Regions from separate parts of the Mus musculus genome. Here region 2 is linked to region 1. Evidence: chromatin loops called from intact Hi-C (ENCODE). Cell type or tissue: left cerebral cortex. All regions are shown on one strand. Each heading gives the region's core, and the rest is flanking DNA. Links, peaks and the distances in the headings are about the cores only. Region 1 overlaps 4930524O08Rik (RIKEN cDNA 4930524O08 gene). Region 2 has its middle 18 kb from the start of Ankrd34c.

Region 1 (12,728 bases), core at 3,194-11,193:
TCCCCTCCCTCCCTTCCTTCTTTCTTCTGTTCCTCCCTCCCTCCCTTCCTTCTTCCTCTCTTGCTCTGAAGCCTCCATGGGCTCCCTGGTGTGTGGCATCCTAACTCATCTCTGTTTCTATCTTCATATAGATCTCCTCTGCATCTGTCTTCTCCTGCCCTCTCCTCTCTTACACAGATATCATTGTACTTAGCCTCCACCTTAAGTCCAGAATGGTAACTTAAGATCAAAGAACTCACTGTCAGAAAGGATTTTCCCCAGGCTGGTCACGTTCCAGGTAGACATGAATTGTTGGAGGACACTATTTTACCCAGTCTCTGGAGAGTTCTTGAAGCTAATGGCATTGGTTTCCTGTTCCTTCACAAAACATTCTAGTGAACATGCACTTGGCTGTGAACGGTGAACACCCTCTGAGCATGCAGGATAGAGGGCCACCTGGGAATGCAAAGATGGCTTCCTTCTTATCCTCCCTTTTGTGTGGGTGCAACACCATGACCAGATGAGGATCTTCCAGAGTGTGAGGAGTCTGGAAAGAGTCACTTTCAAACAACTTGAACCACTGGGACCATCAGACTGGAGGGTAAAATCAGGGATACTGGATAGCAAATACGTTCACTTATGTCTTCAGTGCCTGACAATACAGAGTGGATGGGGCACTGCAGACACTACAAAAGCAGGGGCCATAAGGAGACAGAGCTTGACTCATCCAACCATGTCACCTCCACTATTTCCACTTGTCCCTGGAGTGTGGCTGCTCCCTGGGGATGTACCCTCATCCCCAACTCTTACATAGCTCTCTCCACAGGGGCCATTGGAGGGTCTGGATTCAGGAGTGGGGTTCATGAGCAGGACATGTGGCTGGTGGCATATCTCTGCTCACTTTTTCCCCCCAAGCTCCATATTCATATTCCCTACAGGCTGTCTCTCCACCAGTGACTTGTAGGAGAACTAGACCCAGCTTCTTCAATCTCATTATCTTGCTGATCTTCCCAAATGGTCTCGTATGTCTCCTCCCTTACTTCCCACTTGCACACACAGGACAGGTTTCTCCATTCTGGCACTCCCAACACTGTGACCCAACTCATTCTGTGTTATGGGGGCCTACCCTATGCATGGCGGGATCTTTGCTAGCCTCTACTTCTCTTCAGCTTTTATTCACAGAAACCCAGTAGCAGCCTCCAACTCCCCTATTGGCCATCATCCAAAAGGTCTGCAGGCTTAGGAGACAGTGCAGTTGGTATGTTTAGGTTGTATCATAGGTCCTGTCTGTTGCCTGGAGCTTTCTGTATGGAATGAGTATCAACCTGAGATTTTGTACCCTCACCTGAGACATCTGGTCATGTCCATTTCCTATTTTCTGTTTCTCTCACTGAACCTGGGACTTGTCTGTTTGTCTAGCTGGCTAGCCGGAAAGCTCCAGGGATCTTGCTGTCTCTAGCACCTCAGTGCTAAGATTCCATGAGGGTATAGCCCACCTGGAATAGCACTCCACTGAGTGCTGGGAGATAAGACTCAGGTCCTAGTGCTCACCCAGCACACACCATCACCTCCCCAACCCCAAAACTGGGAAGTGTTTTAAAGTCCTCACCCTGGAGGTTGCCAGTCAACCTCCATTTTTTTAAGTCAGAATATGCTGAAATGCCATCGAGCTGAGTGACCGGACTTAACTAGACCAGCGTCCCCACTCCCACAATGGTTGTTTCCATATTCCTTTTAAATTCAGTACCGAGGCTCAAATCATAGGATCTGGGCATTCTAGACACACCCTGCATCCTGTCCCTGTCACCAGAATCTAAACCAAATCTAATCGGAGGTAAAATAAGGATGATGGAAACATATATAAGGAAGCACACACAGGTAGCTGCCTTTGACATATGATGAGTTTTCAATGAATGCTACCAGTGTCGGTAATACTGGGTACAGAGCCTAGAGCTTTCAGCCAGCTTATGGTGAGGTGCTTGTAGGTTGCATAGCAAATGCTACGACAATGACCTAGGTGCTGTATGTGATTATCGCTTTACCACTTAAATCAGGATGACAATGATGTCGAAGACGAAGATGATGCTATGGATGCTATTACTGTCATTCCTGGTTTACAGGCAAAGAGGTTAAGGCTCAGGGTGGTTGATGACCTCAACCCAGACAGTGACAGTCCAAGGCTGAACTGTCCCCTCTTCACACATGTCACCACACTGACTCTCAGGAAGATGTGTGAATTGGATCCTCTCCTTTGTATTTCACGTCAGAGGAATGACTGGAGCTGCACAGCCAAGAAGCAGGAGGGAGCAGCTTCAGAAGCCAGACCTGCTCCATCCGACACTGGTGTTTCCCTACCAAGACTTGAACAAGCTACCGAGAGTTATTTCAAAAGAGATGGAGCCATTTGGAGCTCAGCCTGGAAACAGAAATGCTTTTTGCCTTCTGTCTGTTGCTGTGGTCTCTGAATGCTTTGAGAATTAATTACCACTATTAATTTCCAGTATTACCCAGCTCATTACAGTTCTTTTTTTTCCATGCCTATTGCTGGCCCCGGGGCCAGTCTGTAGTTCTGAAAAGGGGCAGCTGACTCCCACAAAGGTATGTTTCAATACAATTGACCTGCCAGCATCCAGCCCAACCTTGCATCACGGGAAACAGCCCACGGCCTGGCAGGCCCTGGAGCTACTTAGTTAGATTGAAGGTCCAGGGCACTATCTGTGGTGAACTAAATGAAGCTAGACCCTGTGGCTATTTGGGAACATTCCAGATCTGGGATTTGGGAGAGTCCAAAGTAGTGAGATCCATAGCCTTGCTCCAGTCTGGCAGCAGCTAATGCTGCTACTGCTGCTACTGGGTTTTTCCCTCCATGCTGCTTCTTGGACTAGGCCATCCTGCCCTGCCTTGGCTCCAAGAAGTAAAGGAAACATTCGACATTTCTCATTGGTCTCAGTATACTCTCAGGGGTAAACGCTATCTTCCAGTTTCAAGTCAGGATAGGTACAGGTTCTAAGCCTCCTGTTCCTATCTTGGTTCAGTGGCACCCCTACACTGCTTCAGATCCCTGGAGAGACACATTCTGGGTCCACTGACAATTCTTGATGTGGCCAGAGTGAATGGATGTTACCTAGGCATTAAGGTGGACGCTTATCCCTGAGATCAGAGCTCGGCCTGGCAGGTGCCTCCCAAATTCTGAGCAAGTGATCGACCTTAGGGTCAGGGACAACACTAGTCCCAAGGAGTGCTGCCGGGGAGAAGCTAGAAGCTTCAGGATCGCCTGCTCCACCCAGTGTAGTCCTGTGGGTAAAGAGTCGGGGTATGACTTAGAGGAAACTTTCAGAAGGCCCATGGCACTGCAGAGCCAAAACTCAGAGGGGACCGTGGGAGCAGAGGGGATCTACCCCCATGGCAATCCCAAGAGAGGTAAGCCAACTACCAGCCCTATAGAGTGTCAAGAGAATACACTGTCTCTGCCTCAAAGCAGAGGAGATGCCCAGTTTAGGAGCCCACGATGATGGCCAAAGAAGATGGGGTACCCCAGATCATAGTAAATAAGCTCAGAGACAATGTTTTCCTGGAAGATAGACTCAAAGGCAACCCAAAGTGTATCAGGCCTTTGAATGGGTCCATGTGGACTGAGGTCTAGGATCTGAGGCCAAGGTGATACTAGGAAAAACCTTAGCAACTAGCAAGTTCTACAGGACCTGGAAATACAGCCAGTAAGAACACACAGGCCTCTTCAACAACCTGGGAGAGGGGAGGCAGTTTGTGTTTGGTTGGACCCTGTGGTTTTTAGGCTTCTGGTGGTAAAATTTCACCTCACAGTAAGAAGTGTATGGCAGAGACAATTTGTTCTCTTTACAGGAGCAAAGGAGAGAATGGCTGAAATCCTTTGAACTCTTCAAGATCCTGTTCTCAATGTCTACAAGGGTTCTACCAAGCCCCACCTCTTAAAGCTTCCACCAGAAGCTGAAGGCCAAGCCTTTGACACAAGGGCCTTTGGAGAATGCTTCTCTAAGCCAAAGCAGTGACTTACTTCAACTCAGACCATTTATCAGTGACACAACCTAGGTTCACACTCACTTGACTCCATTTAAAAGGACAAGTACTGACTCAAGGGAACTCTAGAGACCCTGATGGGAAGAGGTGAGGGCCCTCTGGTCTCCAGGGCCCCTGGAATGGATTGATATTGGCTAGATATCCCTCGGGTTCAAAGTGAGATACTGTTTCCAGGCAAGAAGCAGAGCCTTTTCTGGTAATTATATATTCTCTGGAGTGGTTTGGGGTTGACAAGCCTGGGCTTCTCCATCACAGAGTATCTTTCCCCAAAGATATTATGGCCATGTCTGAGGCTCCATGGGAGTCTGTACTGAGCCTGGCTTGCACAAGACAGGTCAATACAGAGTCATAGCATCAACCTATCTTCCTTGCATGGAGGACAACCAAAGGAAGTTATTGCACAGCACTGATGAATGTACATGGATGAGATCACATGTACAGGAAGTGTCATGAGAGGAGATATACAGTCCCATCTATGATATGCAAAGAACACAGAGGAGCAATGACCCTCAGAGGGCGTGTGGAAATACAGACTAATCACTAAGCACAAGTGTCCAGAGCTGATAAACTCACTTTAAACATGATCCAGGTTAGGACATGGAGTTCCCACAAGTGGGATTAAAGAGCAACCTTTACAAAGTTTGAAACTGTATCTCCAATTCCAAAATAATCCATGCTATTTACTTCATTATTGGTGTGTGTGTGTGTGTGTGTGTGTGTGTGTGCGTGTGCGTGTATTATATATGAGTGTGTGCTGTGGGCACACATGCCCATACACAGAAGCAGAGGCCAGAGGACACTGAGTCTCCTGCTCTCTCCCTCTCTGCCTTACTCCTTGAAAAAGAACCTATCACTACACCAGGAGGCCAGCAAGCCCAGGAGGCCAGCAAGCCCAGGAGGCCAGCAAGCCCAGGCAATCCTCCTGTTTCTGCTTCCCTGTGACACTGGGATTACAAGCACATGGATATGACTGTAATGAACTTCTTAAATGCTAGGGGGCTCAAACTCAGATCTGAACTGAAACAGTCCCGAATATTGGGTTAATCTTACTGATTCTTTGATAATTTCATACAATATGTTATCATATGTATCCCCTTCCCTCCCCTTAACTCCTCCAAGATAAGCTGTACTACTCCTGTTCTTATGGTGATGGGGCTATCCTCTAGAATGCGGCTGACCTAGCCAGTCGCCACACACTTTAGAAGAAACTGATTCTCCCTTCCCCAGATGCCATCAACCGTCAATAGCTCCTCAGATATGGAGGCGCCTCACTCCAGGCTTCAGTGTTGACTAGACTGGCCTTGTGCTTTGAGTTAGTTTATGTGTCCATTGGTCTTGTCATGTCGAGAAGATACTATTTTGCTCCAGTCTTCTTAGCTCTCTGGTCCTTACAATCTTCCCAGCATTACTTCTGAGCCTATCCTTGAGCCTCTGTTGGGAGTCTGGTGTAAACTGCACATATTTGGCTGAGTTCCCCAAAGACTCATATATAGTCTATACTTTGAACAGCTGTGAGTTTCTCTATTAACCAATATCTGCTGCACAAAGAAATTTCTCTGATGAGGTTGAGGGGCCACACTAATCCATAGGTGGAAGGATACAAATTTAAAGAATAGTTTGATATTGTGTCCATTTAGTAGGATAACAAGTTCAAACTTGAGGGCTGTGAGCTCACAACCATGGATTCTTGACTAGATTTACAGTCCCACTTATACATTTCTTCTTGTGGAATAGGACTGAAATCTAATAAAAAACTGACTAGTTGTTCCTAAAACATTCATGCCAATATTACACCTATGGGCAAACCTTCCCTATCAATCACCATTGGAGTTTACAAGTGTCACAGCTGGGTAAGACTCTTAAGGAGCTTTTTCCAGCAACAGCCTACAAAACACCTTCTGATACTATGAGAGATGACCAGTAGGAAGGAGGCTGCCTGGTCAACATCAACTTGATTTCTGTATTTCCTGTGATCAATGTGTGTTGTCTTTAGCAATCAGGTCTCCTCATCAAGTTCTGATGGGTGATCAAGAGCAATGGCAATAGCCTATATTGCTTGGGGCAGAGGCTCTGGGACACCTCTGAGTAACAGGGGGAGGGGATAAGCCACATCTGGTACTGGGCTTTTTATTTGGAACCTATGGCTCCTGTGAGGAGCATAATGTGTGTGTGTGTGTGTGTGTGTGTGTGTGTGTGTGTGTGTGTGTGTGTGTGTTATAAAATTGTAGGTCCATGTAACTTCTAAAAAATTCCTTAGTGTTAATTATCCCTCCCTACCCCCTTCTTTGCTCCAGCCTTCCAACCCTCACCCACTAAATCTCCGTCCTTATTAGTCCCCCTTGCTTTCCCCTCTTGTCACCTGTGTTCTGCTGTGCCACTTTTAATATCTTTCATCCTCCTGTCGCCAATGGTCTTGTTTTAATTTCCTGTAGTCCACAGGTCCTCCAAGTAATACACAGATCTAAAGATCTATTTGCTTTTTAAAAGTATTTTGAAATATAAAATGCACAAAACATCACTCACTCAAATCAAAATGAAGCTAATTTTGTTAATTCTGACCACTTAGTTCATTCTGTAAAAAGGCAATTCTCCACTCATCTCGCTAATGTCTTTCGCTGGAAATAACAACTATTAGTTTCCAGGTCCCTCCTAGACCTCTCTCTGTGATTAAGTAGACCCATGTTGGCATGCTCAATGGGTAACTATGGTCAAAGGCATTGTAATAACTATTTGGGTGTCTTCTTTATGCAAGAAAGAATAAACCAGGCATGGTGGCACATGCCTATAATCTGAGATGCTGGGGCAGAAGACCCTCAAGGCCATCCTGGGGTAAAGTGTGATACTTTGTCTCCAACAAGCAAAACTAAACAAACAGATAGAGTAACATATACCAAATAAGGCAAGGAAACAAAGAGAACAGTCTAAAATACCAATGTAATGAGAGAATACCATATTGACCAAGGGGTCTACTAAACTGACTGACAGCTCATGGCCAGGTCCAGGGGTAGCCAGGATTGTAGGGAGCCACTGTGACTCAGTGTAGCTGCTGACCTGGGCAAACAGGAGAGCACAAAGCAGGAAAAGCTGAGAGCCCATCAGGGGATGGGTGCTCATCAGTGTGGCATTAGCACCTGCCTCTGGGAAGCTCCCAGAGGTACTCTTGAATCAAGCTGACAGTTCTAGCCACATCTGAGCAGCCTGACAGTCGAGCCACTGCCTGTTGGAAGACACACCCAGGTCAGCAGACCCTGTCCCTTCCCTGACACGTATGAGTCATACTGATAGAGTAACAACAACTCAGCAGGAACATCTGGGAATGGGCAGCATGCCATTTAATCCCCTCACAGTTTGCCTGGCAGGGGCACTATGATTGGTCCCATTTCCCAAAGGTACAACTGAGGCTCAAGGAAGTGAAGTCACCTGCCCACTTTCTGTCCCACTCTCTGGCAGTCAGAAGGTACCACGTGCTCTTTTGGTGTTTCCACAGGGAAGTAATTTCTCCCTATTTTCCAGATAAAGTAACTGAGACCCAAAGCGGTCCTGAATCTGCATCTGTTGGCGCAGAGCAGCCTTACTCCTCCTCTCTGGGGCCCAACTTGGAGGTGGTGCTGCAGAAATACAGAGAAGGGCAGGTTGCATAACATGGCTGTTCTCCTCCAAAAGCTGCAAACACCCACTTTCCCCATTCACGAATCTGGGCAATGAGTGGTGGGAGTCAGGGGAGGATATATTAAAAAAAAAATTGTCTCCTTCAGTCAGGGAATTTCACAGTATAATTATATAGTGAGGACATCAAATTAGCAGAATGAGGGACTGTCAGAGGCAGCAGCGAAGCACCACTGTTGTCCCCAGATTCACAACCACTCACAGCACAGCCTCCTGAGTAGGCTCGGGAACTCTCCTCTCTTAGATCCTAAATGCACGCTAGCGATGGGAGGAACTCTCAGCTGGAGGAGTTCTCAGCAGCCATTGATTTCCCAACCCCCTCATGTCACACTTGAAAAATAACATCCCCAGAGGGCTGGACAGCCAAGTCCAGCCCCACCCAAGCTCTCAGAAGTCTAGTGGGAGAAGCACTCCCCTTGGGCTTTTGGAGTCCAAAATAAATGCACATAGAGCTCTCTGCATCGTTACCATGGTTATAGATAACAAGGGCCGTGGCAAAGCACAGCAAATTAGTTAATGATGAGAGAGAAACTTCCAGCAGTGACACATTCTGCTTGAGCGAATGGCTTGCCTTATTCAGTGGCAAGCAGGTTTCTGGTGCCAAGGCGAGCTCTGGTAGTGAGAGGAGATAATAATATGGGGGAGAGTATGCAAAACAGGCTAACCACACAGCCTGTTTCTGTCCCTCCTCATGCTTTCTGCCAACCAAAAACAGAGTTCAAGCAATGCAACGGTCTCACAATCCCTTGAGACCTTATGTTCTGGGCCAGCAGAGAGGACAGGAAGATAAAGAGACAGCCCCTGGCCCTTGGACAGATTGTGTGATCTCATCTGAGTGGTCAAAGTAGGAACTGGATCAGACCAAACACGGAAGTGCCCCCATGGAGCCTCACTCAATGGCTGGACAACTTTGCTCGATGTCGTCAAGTCGCTAGGCACCTCGCTTCAGTCTGACCGTGGTAGTGATCTGAAAAGGGAGCTATGATTATTCTGTGTCCTGTAGCCATCTTCTTTACACTGTATCTGTGGTTCCTCTTTCCTCATCAAGAGAGTCTGTGTCCCTTCATTCGAACCAACAGCGCTTGTCCTTCTCAGTTGTTGTGACCAATGAGATGTGGAGCTGACAAAGCCACAAGTACTAAAGTCCTGACCCACTCCCAGAAAAGGTCAGTGTGGTGACCATTAACCTATAAAGTAAAACTGAATACACAGGCATACTTTTTTTTTTTCAGTTCTGCCTCAGTCCCAGTTGTTGGAGAAGCAGATGTTGTTGGGGGAGTTGAGGATCTCTTCAAAACCATTCTGTGCCTATGCTGCAATAAAGGTCTATCAGGGTTTTATTGTTTTTTTTTTTTTTAAGGCAGTGGGAATAAGCCAGTGTCCAGGGTTGCAGTGGGGATCATGAGGTTGTGCTGTCCCCAAAGAACACATGGGAGATCTAAGGCAGTGTGGAGACAGTGTGAGTGCTATGAGGTTGAGGAACTGCTGCAAAACCCCTCGGGGAGCTAACAAGGAATGTCTTCAAGGAGCAACCTAGAGGAGAACAGCTTTATCCAAAAGCAGTAGTGAGGGATCAACAGTAGCTGCTGTGCTTGGAGAGGCTGCAAGATGCTTCTCTCAGGCAAGCCACAAATGCCCCCTCAGTCTTGCCTGCCTTGATCTACAACCTCCCACAAGAGGAGTCATCCCTCACTCCATCACTCTCCTCTGCTCCGTGCATTTTTTTAAATTTTTATTTTATTTTTATTTTTATGTGTATTAGTGTTTGCCTGTGTGTATGTCTGTACATTACGTATGTTCAGTGCTTACCAAGGCCAGAAGAGGGCATTGGCTCTCCCGGTATTGGACTTACATACTGTTGGGAGATACCTTGTGGTTGCTGGGAATTGGATGAGGGTCCTCTGGAAGAAAAACCAGTGCTCCTAACTTCTGAAACATCTCTGTGTCCCCTCCTGCTCTGCACACTATAATTGTACTACCACTCACTGGTTTTATTTTTTCCATCTCTTACTACCACAAGGTTGCAGAAATATAAGTCTGTTTTGCTCACCGCCCTACCCCTAGCACATTAAACGGTGCCTGACACTCAAAAAAGTACTATGTGATAGAGAACATTACAAAAAAATCCTATAAACAATCAAAGTTCCCAGCCCCATCTGATACAGCTACAACTCAAGTCCTGTGCCTAAGATTCAGGGATCATAAAGGAAAGGGGATGGGAAAATTGTAAGAGCCAGAGGGACAGAAGTTTGCTGTGAGATTGTCTCCTAGGGATGTCAGAGAAGCCACACCCAGGAAGTCTCATCAACAGGACCATCTAAACAAGACCTGAACACAGATGACATCAACAGCATGATGACATGTCATTGGATCTCAACCCTAGACCAAGAACTACAGGCAGCTAAGACATGCTGAGAACAGGAGAGCAAGTTTTTCTCAGGGAAGAGGCCCTGGATTGGATTGTATACATACAAGTAACATTACATAGACTGAAAAGAAGGTTCTAGTTATACATTTGGTAATATGCATATGCACATACACACCACACACACATACATACACACATCAACAATTAAAAAAATAGAAACTATGAATTTGAGTGGGTGGTATCCAAAAAGTGTTGGAGGAAGGAAAAGGAAGGAGAAATTTATATGATTATATTTTAATTTCAAAAACTACAGATGCTGGGTGGTGGTGGCTCACACCTTTAATCCCAGCCCTTGGGAGGCAGAGGCAGGTGGATTTCAGCCTGGCCTACAAAGTGAGTTCCAGGACAGAACTCACAGAAAAAGAAATACTGTGGAATTCGATGGTCAGGCATTATGGCATTACATATGCAGTCCCAGAATTTAGGAGGCTGATGCAGAAGGCTATGAGGTCAAACCTGATTGGGGCTACACGGCAGGAATGTTTTAAAAGAGAGAGAGAGAAGTACCTATGGAATGAATGAATGAGTGAGTGAATGAATGAATGAATGAATGAAATAAGAATCATGTCTTTGTAGGTCCTCATAAGTCACTTTTAAATTGTGTAAGCTCTGTGTTAGGAGTTAAGTATCTGTTATCTTCAAGGACTCATACGGTGACGATTTAACCTGCCATATGGTAGTGTGGGAAACAACTAGAATTAGATGAGATGATGAGGGTGGGTAGAGATCTATAAAGAAAAGGCCAGGCAGCTTGATGTTGCCCCAAAAGCATTTAGAGGAGCAACCACATGAGTGCAAGGAGAAGGTAGCTATCTGTGAGCTGGGAGAGTCCTGAGAAGCCCGAAGGGCCAGCATCTTCACTGGACTTTCCAACCACCAGAATACGGAGAAAACAGCTGGCTGTTGTTTAAGCTGCTGATGTATGGAATACACTCATCATAGCAGCTGGAAAAAAGCAAGGCGCCCCATGGCCACCTTTAGTTCACACAGAGAAGCTCCACAAATTTTGAGATCCCAGAAACTGGCTCACACTAGCAGGTCTTATTCCCCATAGCTACTCCAATAGCTACAAGATGTGGGGCCACCTTTTGGATGACTGTTACTAATGTACCAGGAGCCAGGAAATTGCCTAGTTGTTGCTGGTGGTAGGGAGTAATTACATAGAAAGGAATAAGACAATATAGTCAGCTAAACACCTCTGATTTCCTGCCCATTTGAGGTTCCTGCTTTGGAAGAACCCAGACATTCTCAGACAGTGGCTAATGATGGGAAAGTGGACTGGCCCTGGGGGCTAAACAAATCAGCGCTCTGGGGCAGTTTTCCCTACTTGTTGCTATAGCAACAGACTCCAGCTGCAGGTGCCCACCTGTCACCAGTATCAAGGCCAGACTCTGATTGCATCTGAACAGGACTGTTAGTACGGGAACAGAGAAAACAAACACAGAAAGGTCTCATGTGGCTTGAGGAATCGTGGGTCACAGTAATTGAGTCCATGATGTGGGTCTGTTGAGATTCACGCTGATGCCTCTATCCCTGGGTATTATGCAAAGCCCCAAGGCTGCCCTCTTCCAACAGCAGAGCAGCCACAAATGCAAAAGGTACCAAAATACCACTGACTGTGCAGTGAAGCAATGGTGGGTACAAGACCAAGGAAGAACTTTCCTGTACCCTTATCCACCAACTTCCACAGCCTCCACTCCTGGGAGAAACAGGGGACTTTAGACAGCTCATCTCCACATCTGTGATTTACCTTATTGTTCACCACCAAGCTGAGGATGGGAGTGGGAGCTGTGTCCACCATCTGCTGAAACCATGTGACTCCCTGTCCTTCACCCATGACCTACCCTTTCCTAGCAGTGATGGTATGTCACTTACAGATAGCCAGGTCAGAGCTTCAGACTCTATGAATACAGTCACAATCATGGCCTTTGTAAACTTCCTCTTTGATCATTCCTCTCCCTGGGGAGAACTATCTAGCCATCCTTCACAACTGACTGTCACCATCTAGGGTCAGGCCACTTTCTCTTTCATGGTTGAGTTCTTACAGTAGTCTCCTTCATCCCCATTCTTGCCCACCCATCAGGCCCTGAGTCAACTTGCATCCTAGGACCTATCATAGTTTAGATCTAGAACCCCCCCCCCAAAGACTTGTATCTTGAAGGCTTGTCCTCATGCACAGTGTTCAGATGTGGGGCAATTGAGAAGTGATTGGGTCTTGAGGGTTCTGACTTCGCCAGAGGGCTAGTATACTCATCAATGGGCTTACCATCTGATGAACTACCTTGTAGCAGTGTAAACTGAAGCAGGTGAAACCTGGTTGAAATGAAGCCCTCGGAGGCATGCCTTAGTTAGGGTTTCAATTGCTGTGAGGAAACACCCTAACCAAAATGCAAGATGGGGAGAAAGGGTCTTCTTTGACTTTTTTCAATATTGCTATTTACTATTGAAGGAAATCAGAACAGGAACTCAAACAGGGCAGGAACCTGGAGGCAGGAGCTGATGTACAAGCCATGAAGAGGTGTTGCTTATTGGCTTGCTATCCTTGACTTGTTCTCCTTGTTTTCTTACAAAACCCAGGATGACCAGCCCAGAAATGGTA
Region 2 (12,728 bases), core at 2,223-10,222, 85 kb before region 1:
GAATAAACTGTGGAAATCAGGGGAAAATTTTTAAAATTCTAAATCAAATAAAAACATAAGACACTGGAACTCATGAAATACAATATACCAATTCTAATCCAATTTACAAATTACAACATCCCGTACTTAAAAGATTCTAAAGATGCCATCAGAAAACTCTTAGTTCTGATAAATATGTTCATCACTGTAATAAGGTAGTAAGATACAAAAAAATCAACATTTAAATATACCATAATCTTTTCTGCATGCCAATAACAAACTTGCTGAAAAAGAAATTGGAAAACCATTATTTCACAAAGCTTTTTCATTTCTCTCTATGAAATAACAACCAAAAAAAAAAATCAAAGCTTCTTAAAAGACTAAAATCTTGACTATACATACAGAGTTGGAAAGACCTCCCATGCTCATGATTGACAGAATTAATGTCATAAAAATGGGTATATTGCCAAAGTCATGTGCAGATTCATTGTAAGCACCATCAAAATTCCAATGGTTCTTCACAGAACCATAAAATCTCTCAAGATCATGTGGAAGCCCAAAAGCCACAACCAAAGCAATCCAAAGAGAACAATGCTAGAGAGGTCACCATACCTGATTTCAAGTTATACCATAAAACAATAGCAAGGAAAACATCATAGGATTGACAGAAAAATAGACATGTAGATCAATGGAATGGTATAGAGAACACAGAAACAAACCTCACAGCCATACACACCTGATTTTTTTTTTGACAAATATGCCAATAATATACATTAGAGAAAAATGGTTTCTTCAACAGACAATACTAGGAAGGAAAGATGCCCTCATGTAGATAAGTGATCTAGCTTCCTGTTTCTTACTCTATGAAAAGCAATTGAAGACTTTGATATAGGTTTGAAACTCTTAAAGGAAAACAGACAAAACACTTCAGGATACAGGTAAAAGCAAGAATTTTCTGAGGAAGAGAGTAATCCCTCAGGAAACTATGGGCTTAGGTTTTTCAAAACGTACTTTTAATAAAGGTTCTTAACTACCCCACCCATGCATCCATCCCATAATCAGCCACCAAACCCAGACACTATTGCATATGCCAGCAAGATTTTGCTGAAGGGACCCTGACATAGCTGTCTTGAGTGAGGCTATGCCAGTGCCTGGAAAATACAGAAGTGGATGCTCACAGTCATCTATAAGATGGAACACAGGGCCCCCAATAGAGAAGCTAGAGAAAGCACCCAAGGAGCTGAAGGGGTCTGCAGCCCTATAGGTGGAAGAACAGTATGAACTAACCAGTACCCCCAGAGCTCGTGTCTCTAGCTGCAAATGTAGCAGAAGATGGCCTAGTTGGCCATCACTAGGAAGAGAGGCCCCTTGGTATTACAAACTTTATATGCCCCAGTACAGGGGAATGCCAGGGCCAAAAAGTGGGAGTGGGTGGGTAGGGGAGCAGGGCGGAGGGAGAGTATTGGGAACTTTCAGGATAGCATTTGAAATGTGAAATGTATATAAAGAAAATATCTAATAAAAAATAATAAAATAAAATTTAAAAAATTAAGGTTCTTAAATGTTTTAACATCTCTTCCAGCCCACCACCCACCAGAGAGAGTGAAAAGGAAAGATTAATAGAGTAAAGGAGGATGTGGACTTGTTTAGAAATATTTCTTTGGTGCAAATCCAATCTGTGTTGTCAGTATATCGGCAGTTCAGTTCATATGAATCAGCAGAGGCAGCTGGATCTACTCACAAACACCATTCAAGAATCAGCAACAGTAGGACTCGAAAGTACCATTCATTAATCAGCAATGTTGGTTAATCCAGAAGAAATAGCAAGGCTCTGCCAACCAGCCAGAGCTCAGGGAAGTGGCAAGAAGCTGCTGAAACACCGCCAGAAGTTTTTTGGTACATTTCTCTCTATGAAGTCACAACAAATGATAACCAACAAGAATGGTAAGGCATACCAGTACCACCCAGCATCATCAGCAAAGGCCAGCATCAGTAAAGCCCAAAGGTGACCAGCAAAGAATGACAAGGTGTACCAATACCATCTAGCACCATCCACTGCCTCTTGAGCTATATTTATATCCTTTCCAAGCATCATGTGTTCTCTCAAGCATCTGCTTCTAGCAAAACATCACGTGCCCTTTTTCCAGTCTGCCTCCAGAAAAAAATATCACATGTCTGTTCTTAGCAAAACAGTCTCCCATGTGCCTTCTTCAGCAAAAACATCCTCTCATAAGACAGTTTCCAGAAGGAAAAAAAAATCATGTGACACAACTTAGTCTCCAAAGAAACCAGAAATTTCCACTTCAGGAAATGATTACAAAAATGAAATGATAGGAAAGAAAGAACACAAATTTGGGTAGGTAGGGAGAAAGTGTGGATTTTTCTGGAGGCAGACTGGAAAAAGGGCACGTGATGTTTTGCTAGAAGCAGATGCTTGAAAGAACACATGATGTTTGGAAAGGGGAGGCACAAAGGAAGTGTAAATATGATCAAAACACATTGTATAAAGTTCTCAAAAAACATAATGAAATTTCTACCTTTGATTTTTTTATTATATGTATATGGACTACATGTTATGTCTGTGTATCATATGTGTGGCCAATGCCTATGGAGGCCAGAAGAGGGCATTGGATCCCCTGGAACTAGAGTTACAGACAGTTGTAGGACATCATGTGGGTGCTGAGACTGCTGAAAGAAGAGCAAGTGCTCTTAACTCTTAAGTCATCTCTCCAGACCCATAATAAAAAAAAAAACTTAAGACTTATTTTTTCACTAATATATATGTGTGAATGTGTACCATGTCTGTGGGATATCCACAAAGGCCAGAAAATGGTGCTGAACCCTCTGGAGCTGGAGTTGTAGGTGTTTATGAACTAACTGATGTGGGGGCTAGAAGCTGAACTCAGGTCCTCTTGAGGAGAAAGAAGTGCTCTTAACCAATGATCAACCCCTCCACTCCCTCCCCCAAGATAACTATTTTAATCAACTAGTATTTTTGCAATCACCAGGAGACTACTCTATAGGGTTGTAAGAAGATTCTTATTGTTGAGGAAAAAAAAAATGGAACAAGCTATAAAGTAGAAAACAGGGATGTTAATGACTACTTTTTTCCTCTGGTAACCCACGCAGCACCTTTCAGTACTGTGAAAGTTGTCCAGCAGGGATGAAGCTTCCCAGTTAGTATCAGTGTAATTTCTCCATGTCCTATAACTCCATGTCCTATGGTGTCTTTATAATTGTGTCTTAGAGTCAAGTTCTAGAGAGTAACTAAGAGCAGTGTGTGTGGGGTGTGTGTGTGTCTGTGTGTGGTGTGGGTGTGGGTGTGGGTATGTGTTGGGATATATATGGATATGTATATTAGAATATGTCTATGGTTAATACATATGTCTCCCATATGACTTTTTCAAAAGGTCTTTAGTGTTAGTTCATCCTCCCCTTATTCCCTTCTTCATTCAGCCATTCCACCCACATCCCTTGTAACCCTTCCTGTCCCACTATTCCTTTTTACTATTATATACTGCTGCATTCTATCTCCCTTCTCATGAATTCCTGTGTTGACCCCTTACTAACTTTCTGACCTTCATGTGTATTTCAAATGGCATTCATATATATGTATATATAAATATATGTGTGTATGTATATCTGTTTGTATATGTATATGTACATATGTATATATGTATATATATCCAAATGCATATTTGAATGTACGAATATATATTCAAAGTTAACATCTACAAATAAGAGAAAATGTATGATTTTGTCTGAGTCTGGGTTACCTCACTCAGGGTGATTATTTCTAGCTCTATCCCCTTTACCTGTGCATTTCATAATTTCATTTTTCTTAATGGCTGAATTATTTTCCATTGTGATAATGCACCACAGTTTCATTATCCATTCATCAGTGATGATAGCAGTAATGAGCCTGAATGAACAGGCATATGATCTATAGTAGGCTACCGAGTCCTTTGAGTATCTTCACAAGAATGCTACAGCTGGGTCATGGGTTACATCTACTTTTTGAATTTTGATGATCCTCCATGCTGAATTCCTTAGTGGCTATATCACTTTGCACTCCAACAGAGAATATGTGTTGCTTTTCCCCGGTGCCACTCCACCATTAATAATCATCTGTGTTAATAACCTTCATTATTCTGCATGAAATAAGATAAAATCTTAAAGTTGTTTTAATTATCATTTCCCTGATGGCTAATGGTGTTGGACATTGTAAACATATTTCTCAATTATTAGTATTTTATCCTTTGAGAACACTTCATTTAGTTCTATGCCATAATTTTAATTGGATTGTTCTTTTTTTACTTTGTTATAGAAAAAAAGAGCTTGTTAAATAAATAAAGAACATCATACACAAAAATTAACCAGCTCCAAAGACCGTGCAATATAATGAACTTACAAGCAATTACAATTGACACTCCAAAATGGGATCTGTGAAGCTTGTGCTATATTTATGCATTTATCCACACCAAAACAAAACAAAACAAAATCTATGACAGAATTAGAACTAGAAAAACGTATGCCTGCATTCAGTTCTTCTGTAGTGCCTCATATTTAGCTTTCCTTGTTCCCTTTTGTTCGCTGTATACTGTACCCAAAAAAGTACAGTATATATAAGTACAGTATATATATATAATCTAGCCATATATATATATGGCTAGATTCCACACACAAGTGAGAACGTGTGCCTTGTTCTTTCTGAGATGGTGTGACTTCTCTTAATATACATCTGAGCTCCCCTATTTCTCTGTAAAATTTTAACTTCACTTACCTTTAGAACTGAGTAATATGTGTGTGTGTGCACGCGCGTGCGTGTGTGTGTGTGTGTGTGTGTGCGCGCGCGCACGCGCATGTGATTTTAATTATTCATTTATCTATTGATGGACAACTAGGTTGATTCCAATTCCTTTCTATAGTGAATAAACAATACAGCAATAACATCGGGTACAACTACCTCTATAATAAGATGTAAAATACCAGAGTCATATGATAGTTCTATTTTTAATTTTTGAGAAATCTCTAAACTTATTTTTACAATGGCTATATTAACTTGCATCCCCATAAACATTCTCTCTCTTTCTCTCCATCATCTTCAACACTTGTCAAATTAAACTGGGGTGAAATCATATTTCAAAGTAGTTTTAACCTACAGTTCTCTAAAGTAAGCATACTAAAAACTTTCTAAGTAGTTTTTGGACATTTGTCTTCCTTCCTTCCTTCCTTCCTTCCTTCCTTCCTTCCTTTCTTTCTTTCTTTCTTTCTTTCTTCCTTTCTTTCTCTCTTAGTGTCTATTCAGTTCATTTGCCCAGTTGATTCTAAGTTTCATTTCTTTGGTATTTAGCTTCTGTAATTCTTTGTAATTGCTTGATATTAACCCCTTGTCTGAAAATGTAGCTTGTAATGATTTTCCCCCCTTCTGTGGACTGCCTATTCTGTGGACTGCCTATTCCGTGGACTGCCTATTCCGTGGACTGCCTATTCCGTGGACTGCCGGTGAACTCTGCTGATTGCTTCCTTTCTGTTTGGAAACATTTTATTTACATATAGCCCCATCTGTTGCTACTGCTGATGCTTGATATCTGTTGATACTCTTTTGCTGTTGATTGATATCTGTTGATACTCTTTTGCTGTTGATTGATATTTTTAAAAGTCTTTGCCTACCCTAACATCTTGAAGTGCATTCCCTATGTTTTCCTCTGAAGTTTTCAGTGCACTGGGATTCAAATTAGGATCTTTGATCCATTTTTTAAATTCATTTTTGTACAAGGTTGCTCTTTGTGTATTTGATTGAGAACCCTATGAGAACAAGCAATAGCCTCTGACTATTCCTACATTCCTTTTAGCTCTTCATATCTGTGCTAAAAGAATGGAAATATTTGCAAAGACTGCCTGGAATACCTTTCTCCTGCTCACTCAGTCAGGAATTAAAATGAATCGCCCAGAGACATAATATTTTGAGGGTGGTAGCATGAGTTTCATAAAGCATAGGTTTCTGAACTATTCAGAATCTTTGGCACTATCCTATGTAAATAACGTTCTGTAAGGTAGTGTCCCAAGAGGACTTATAAATGTATATTCTGAGCATCCATAAATATTGAGAGCTGACAGTATGATTCTGCCAGCAAGAAACCAATTTAATTATGGTTTTGACAGACCAGATTAGGGTGGATAGAACCTGAAATTACTCTGTATTTGTGATTCTTTCTACCGAGATTCTTGGAAGCAAGTCACATCTTTCATTCATTACGAACAGAACTCCCCCAAAGGCTTAGCACTAGGAGCTGCTATGCCAAACGTGTATGTTGAATGATGTGTGGATGCTGCTGATGCCACTGGGGAGAGAAATGGAAAATGTACCATCAGAAACCTGGAAGCCCACTATACAACCAATTATCAATAAATCTGGAAAGGGGGCTATCTAAAATTTCTTCCCAGGGGGTAAAGTAACTAACTATAAACCCCAGTCATCTGGCCTTTGGGACAAGAGTGACTCCTGTCCAGACTCCCCACTAGTTCTCTCTAGAAAGAACTTTGACGTTCCAGACATAGGGCTCAAAGTCCTCAGAGTCAGCCACTCTCACTCTCTATGACCCTGCTCATTGCAAAGACTATAACATCAACTTTAGACATCACAATGTAGATTTGGAAATCCCTGCACACATGCAGATTTCTGTTCTCAATTCCAAACACATAGTTACCAGGAAAGTACGTTGAGAACGCCTTTTGTAAAATTATGACCTATTATGGATTGGTTCTAAGCTACTTGTGTTAATTCAGCTCCCAAAATTACACAGGAACCTACAAGTCTGCTGGTAAGAAGCTAAGGGTCCCTGCCCCCAGTTGGCTTTGTTTGGTAAATAAAGTTGCCAGTGGCCAATGGCTGGGCAGGGAGGCAGAGGCGGGACTTTAGGATTCATGCATAATGAGATCACAGAGAAAGAAGGAGAACCGCCATGACAGGAGTGGACTTCTGCTACTGCAACTGGTCCAGTATGAAGTGATCTACATCTGGGACCTCAATGTGGAATGCCAGCAGCTGCAGCAGCAATAACACATAGAAACCTGAGAACAATGCAGATTCTCAGTCCCTGCACCAATCTTGTGCTAGATCCATATGGCAAACACTTCAAGTCAATCTTCCTCATATCAAAGCTTGAGTTGTAGAGGAGTTCTAATGCAGACTGTCCATTAGACTCATGTGGAGAGTTTAATTTAAGCCCCCAGATCTATGTCCCACCCTCAGAAATTGCACAACTGAATGGACTAGAGCCTACCATAGGTGTCTTTTTCAAAGAGACAAGTACGGTTTGGCTACAGACTCTAGATCTTAGTTGTGCCACATGCCTTCCATAATGCCCGAAATACTGAGGTCAGCTCTCCCAGAAATAGGAATGTAAGTGGCCATACCAGGTGGTGGCTGGGGACTCCCTAAAAAAACAGAATCCCAAGATCTGAATGAAGTTACAGTTCTCAGAAGCATAGCCACTTGAAACATTTTCTCTATTATCCTGTCCATCAGGAAAAATGACAGCTCTGGGAAAACCTGCAGAGGCAGCGAGCTGTCTCCAGTGATATTTATGCCACCGCCTCTGCTTTATTTCATTCTCTCTTTGTACTAGAGAGACTGAATCCAAGGTGTCACCACCACATAAAAGCAACAATATTATGGCTGCCCTCTTCCTTCCCACCCCATTCTCAAAGCTCCTACAGAAGCAATTTAGCCTTTTCAGATTTAAAGTACTTTATAAAAATACTCAGCGAATATTTCAACAAAAATAAATGTCCTTTAAATAGCTGCTCCACCCAGCAGAAATCATGATCACCCGTGTTCTTCTTAAAAGCCTAAAATAGAGCCCACACTTGCAGCTCCCTCCGTGGAGCATCCTTGCTTAGCTAGCCTAGTTAGAAGCTGTGAGCTTGTGCTTTTGGGTCCTGTAAGAGCCTTGTGTTTCTTTTAAAAATAATCTTGTTTAAAACCTTGATTCCCCCAAAGGAGGTTTAGCATATGCAAATTTCCAGGAACTGGGAGCCAAGCACTGAGCGCTATGGAGATGCAGCCCCTTGCTTTCAGTCCCTAAGGAACACTGTGAATGGGGATCAGTGATAAAGCTACCATGAAGATCAATACCTGGGAGCCCCTCTGTTACTTCCTTCAAGTACCACTCCCCTGCGGGTACTATTGGTAGGATAGAGCCTGCCATATCAAGGTTCTTCAGAGACCCTTTATCCTGACCCTTACATCTTAATCTCTCTCTCTCTCTCTCTCTCTCTCTCTCTCTCTCTCTCTCTCTCTCTCTCTCTCTCTCTCTCTCTCTTTCTCTCTCTCTCTCTGCAGGCATAAAGGGTGGATCCTGCATTTTGATTCAATTACTTAGTCTGTGCCATATTCATGAGCTGATGGTGCTTGCAGCAGGGCAGGTTTGTCCTGGCCCAGCTTGTTATGTGTGGATGAGTCAAGTAGCACTGATTTCTACACAGTGACTAAAGAACTAAGGCAAACAGGCATAACATAACGGCACATGTCTGCAATCCCAGCACTCAAAGCTGAGAGAGGAGGATTGTCATGAGTTCAAAACTAGCCTAGTCTCCACTCTAAGACCCTGTACTTTAAACAAATAAACAAACTTTATGACCATGGACATGGTCATAAAGCATCTGTCTCAGCCACATTTCCTATCACTACAATAAACCATCGCAACCAAGGCAACTTTCAGAAGGAAGGACTGATTTGGGGCTTACAGTTCCAGAGGGTTAGAGTTCTATCACCATCATGTCAGGAAAGCATGGTAACAGACATACATGGAGAGTGGAGCTGGAAGCTGAGAACTGTGGTCTCACTTAAACCACAAACAGGAAGCAGAGAAAAAATTAAGAAGAGCACATGGCTATGAGACCTCAAAGCCTACCTTCAGTGACATACTTCCTCCAGCAAGGCTATACTTCCTAAAGCTACTCAAACAGAGCCAAGAGCTGGGGACCAAACATTGAAATGCCTAAGAGTATAGGGACATCTCATTCAAACTACCACAGCATTGCTGAAGTCTCTCTTCTGTTGGAGAATATCATCAAAGTCTTTTGTCTGACTGGTACCATGCCTAAGTCAGTCTCTCCTAAGGAGCTAGAACCCCTTTGAAAACTCTTCAATGGGCAGCAGAGCTGCAGCAACCCTGGAGAGTCTTAGGTGTCATTCTGAGCAGAGGAAACATACACCCACCATACAGTAAGGAAACATCCAAAGACCAGCTACTCCAGAGAGTTTGCATTTGTCACTGTAAAGAAGTTGGATGCGGCCATGTAAGCAAGGCCACACAAGGTGCGTGGGAGAGCTGTGGGACCAAGGAGAACTTTGTAGAGAGAAAAGTCTCAAAGACCAGGCCTCCAGTTAACATTGAAACAGATCTTTATTGGTTGAAAAAACACTACCAATGTTCTCTTGAACAGTATAGGGAAGTTGAAGTAGTTGACATTGTGACTTGACCAAGGCAGTAGTAGAAAGATCTGTGCTTTTATACCTTTGAAGGGCATGACCACCCAGGTAAGACTGTTATTCTGAAATACCTTTCTGTCCTGGTTTGTTTTCGGTTGTTGTAATAAACACCATGAACGAAAGCAACGTAGGGAAGGAAAGATTTGTTTCATCTTACAGCTTACAATTGTATGAAAAGTCAGGGCAGAGATTTAAGGCAGGAACTAAAACAGAAGCCATAAAGGAATATGCTTACCAATTCACTCCCCATGGCTTCCTCAGTTTGCTTTCGTGATCCTATCATTCCATCATAATTAATGAGCCACTCCTGGAAATTTGGGGGGATGTTGTTTACATTTTTCTTTAACAAATGATCATGAACTATTCATTTAAAATTGTTTGTTGATGAGAGACTCTAATATATATTATTATTATTTCACATATCACAATATACCATATTTTACATATTATATTATATCATATATATTACATAATATTATGTATGTATGTAATATAGTATATATAATATAAGTTACAGTCTTTGAGCAATTATAAGACTATTGGAAGAGCAACAACACTGTAGCCAGAAAGGGAGAGGTAGCAATTTCTTTTCCCACTCATACTATAGTAAAGAACATCTTTTATATAGTTCTATACTCAGTAGATATTTTTAGGATTTAAAAACTCCATTTCATGAGTAGACAAATGATTCCACAAGTAAAAAGACCTGCTGACAAACCTGACTATATAAGTTTGATCCCTGGGTCCCATGTAAAGGCAGAAGGGCAGGAGATAACCAACTCAACATGTCCTCTGACTTCTGCAGATGTACTGGAAAAGATGCTTGCATGTACACACACACACACACACACACACACACACACACACACACACATACACCATACATACATGCTACCAATAAATAAAGTAGTTCTGGTTTCTCATACCAGTGTCTAATGTGTTACAACCCTGTAACTCCAGTTCCAGAGCATTTGACATCTCTTTTCCTGGCCTCTCAAATACACATATATTCTCTACCCTCACCAGTACACACATACACAAATAAAGATAAAATCCAATCTTTAAAAAAATTACTCCATTAAAGTGCCACTAAAAACAAAACAAAACAAAAAAACAAATAAACAAAACCATGGTTACCTAATCTCAAGCTCTAAACATTTCTGTGACTTCCCCTCCCCCCAGCTAGAAAAGTCATTCTAAGTCAGTTATACTTAAAGTTTTACACTGTTGGTAAATTTACATTTTCATTTATTTAATACATCATAAAAATTGTGACAATTGAAACTAGAAGAAAATAGCTTTATATCCTGTTTATTACCAACCAAAGCCAGCTGGGGGCTGGGACTCTCAGGATCTAGAAGCTTTTGGAGGTCAAAATAAGACAAGCATTAGGACTAAGCCTGACCAGAGAGTACTGGTAAGATGCTAATGGTCACAAGCCATCAGGCTCCAGAAATTGTTCAAACTGCAATTTAGAGAACAAAGCAAACCTTCTCCAAAGAGAACCTCATGGCCTTCCTGGAATAGTCCAGTGACCAGATTGTTAAACAAAACATTAGCTCCTCTGTACCTTCCCCAGCAAGTACAACAGGGTTAGCCTGTGATGATTGTCCTGTAAGATAAGGAAGAGTCCATGCACTGTGCAAGTCATCTTACAAAAAACACTAGCTGCTCCTCACTAAGAACACCCTAGCAGATCATCTGCTAAGTAGATGGATGGACAGGTGGGTGGATAGATGGATGGATGGATGGATGGATGGATGGATGGGTGGATGAACAAACAAGAGGGCACATAAGAAAAGAGAACGGATTAAAATACTGAGATAATTTTCTAGACCTATTATATACTTACTATGTACTCATGGGAAGTCTGTGGGAAACAACCCTCACAGCCCTCTGATAGGGGTATAGAATGGCAAGATGCTGTGGACAAGAATGTTGCAATATCCAGTCAAACTGCATTTGTCATCACTCTTCCACTCAGCAAATCCATGTCTAACAATTAAAACAACAACAACAACTAGAACAACAACAAAGACACATTAGCACAAGGTATGCAAATGCATAGGCTGTCCATTGCATCACTGAAATAACAAAATTAAAAACCGAAACATGTTTCTATCAACAGGGTGGAATGAGCTGTGGTACAACCATGTGTGACAGTCCACATTCCTGTAAAAACAAGTGAGGCCAACTAGCAGAATCAACCTCTAAAACTACACACATACTCACATACACACACAAACACACACACATACCCTCCTCTCACCACTGTCTTGGTGTTCTGTCAACAAGATGTTCATCACTATATATGGTCCCTTGACTTCAAATCTCTGGAATTATGAGCCCAAATAATGTCCTATCCTTTGTAAGTTACCACATGCCATCTCCAGGTTTTTGTAAAGGAGCATATGTGTACATCAGAAGCATATGTGTACCATGGTCTCTAAAAGCAAAAATTAACACAACAGTAGAGAAAGGAAACAGCCAGAAGTGGGGACATTTGGGAGGAAGCTAGCTTTCTCTGAATTCTTGAAGCTTTTCTTATCTTGTATTTTAGTTTTGAGTTTGAAACCCTAAAATGGTCTCATATAACTGAAAATATAAAGCAAATAAAATTTCCCCTGTCCCAGACTGAGAACAACCTGAAACAAACTACTTAACAGGTCCATTACACAACTATGACTTTCAACACAGTGTTAGCACTGAGCATCTCTTTGCATATCTTAACATAGAGATGCCTAAAGAGCCCACACTCAGCAGCCCATGAAACCTGGTGTGAATTGGGAAGAGGAGCACATTTGAATTCTGGGGATGGTGTAGGACAGTCACAATGGTGACTGTCAAGCACAGATATCAGTCAGTGGCTGTACTCTATGGTTCTTGTGTGCTGTAGAAATCCTGCCAGCAATTCATTGTCAAATGTTTCAGGGAAAGAAACAAAGCCCTTTGAAAGACTTGTGTAACTTTTTCTACTTCAAAGGAAGTAGACGGAAAAGGCAACAAAAACATGAGAAGGGTATTGACTTACTCTACTGCAAGTTAGTAAATAAAGGGAAAGATGGATGTTAGTACTCAGAGCTTGCTGGAGTTTGAATCGTGAATGTCTCCCTGAGGCTGCTGTGTTGATTCAGGCTTGGTCCCTAGGATATGCTACTGGGAGGTGATGCAAGGAAGTTTGTATGAGGTCCTTGGGTTCCCTGTGGCATTCTGTCAAATGCGATAGTGAGTCCCTAGCCTCTTTCTCTGT

The links. A loop is a pair of places that touch in the nucleus more often than their neighbours do. Peaks named below come from ENCODE experiments on the same cell type or tissue, not always from the same donor. Only the 100,000 strongest peaks of a DNase experiment are listed, where the experiment ranks them.
Region 2: it touches region 1 in a loop (6-fold over the local background); 2 of 42 quality-filtered maps call a loop at or near these places.

Annotation. Positions count from the first base shown.
Region 1 is chr9:89,834,308-89,847,035 of GRCm38, forward strand. All of the region lies in intron 3 of 4930524O08Rik (RIKEN cDNA 4930524O08 gene), which reads left to right. Among named protein-coding and RNA genes, the nearest start is that of 4930524O08Rik, 14 kb to the left of the region's middle. In left cerebral cortex, for the core only: no CTCF peak of the experiment used is centred there; DNase peaks (open chromatin) are centred at 7,752 and 10,855; H3K27ac peaks cover 1,026 bases.
Region 2 is chr9:89,749,919-89,762,646 of GRCm38, forward strand. No RefSeq gene overlaps it. Among named protein-coding and RNA genes, the nearest start is that of Ankrd34c, 18 kb to the left of the region's middle. In left cerebral cortex, for the core only: no CTCF peak of the experiment used is centred there; DNase peaks (open chromatin) are centred at 3,198, 6,958, 7,827 and 8,404; H3K27ac peaks cover 1,932 bases.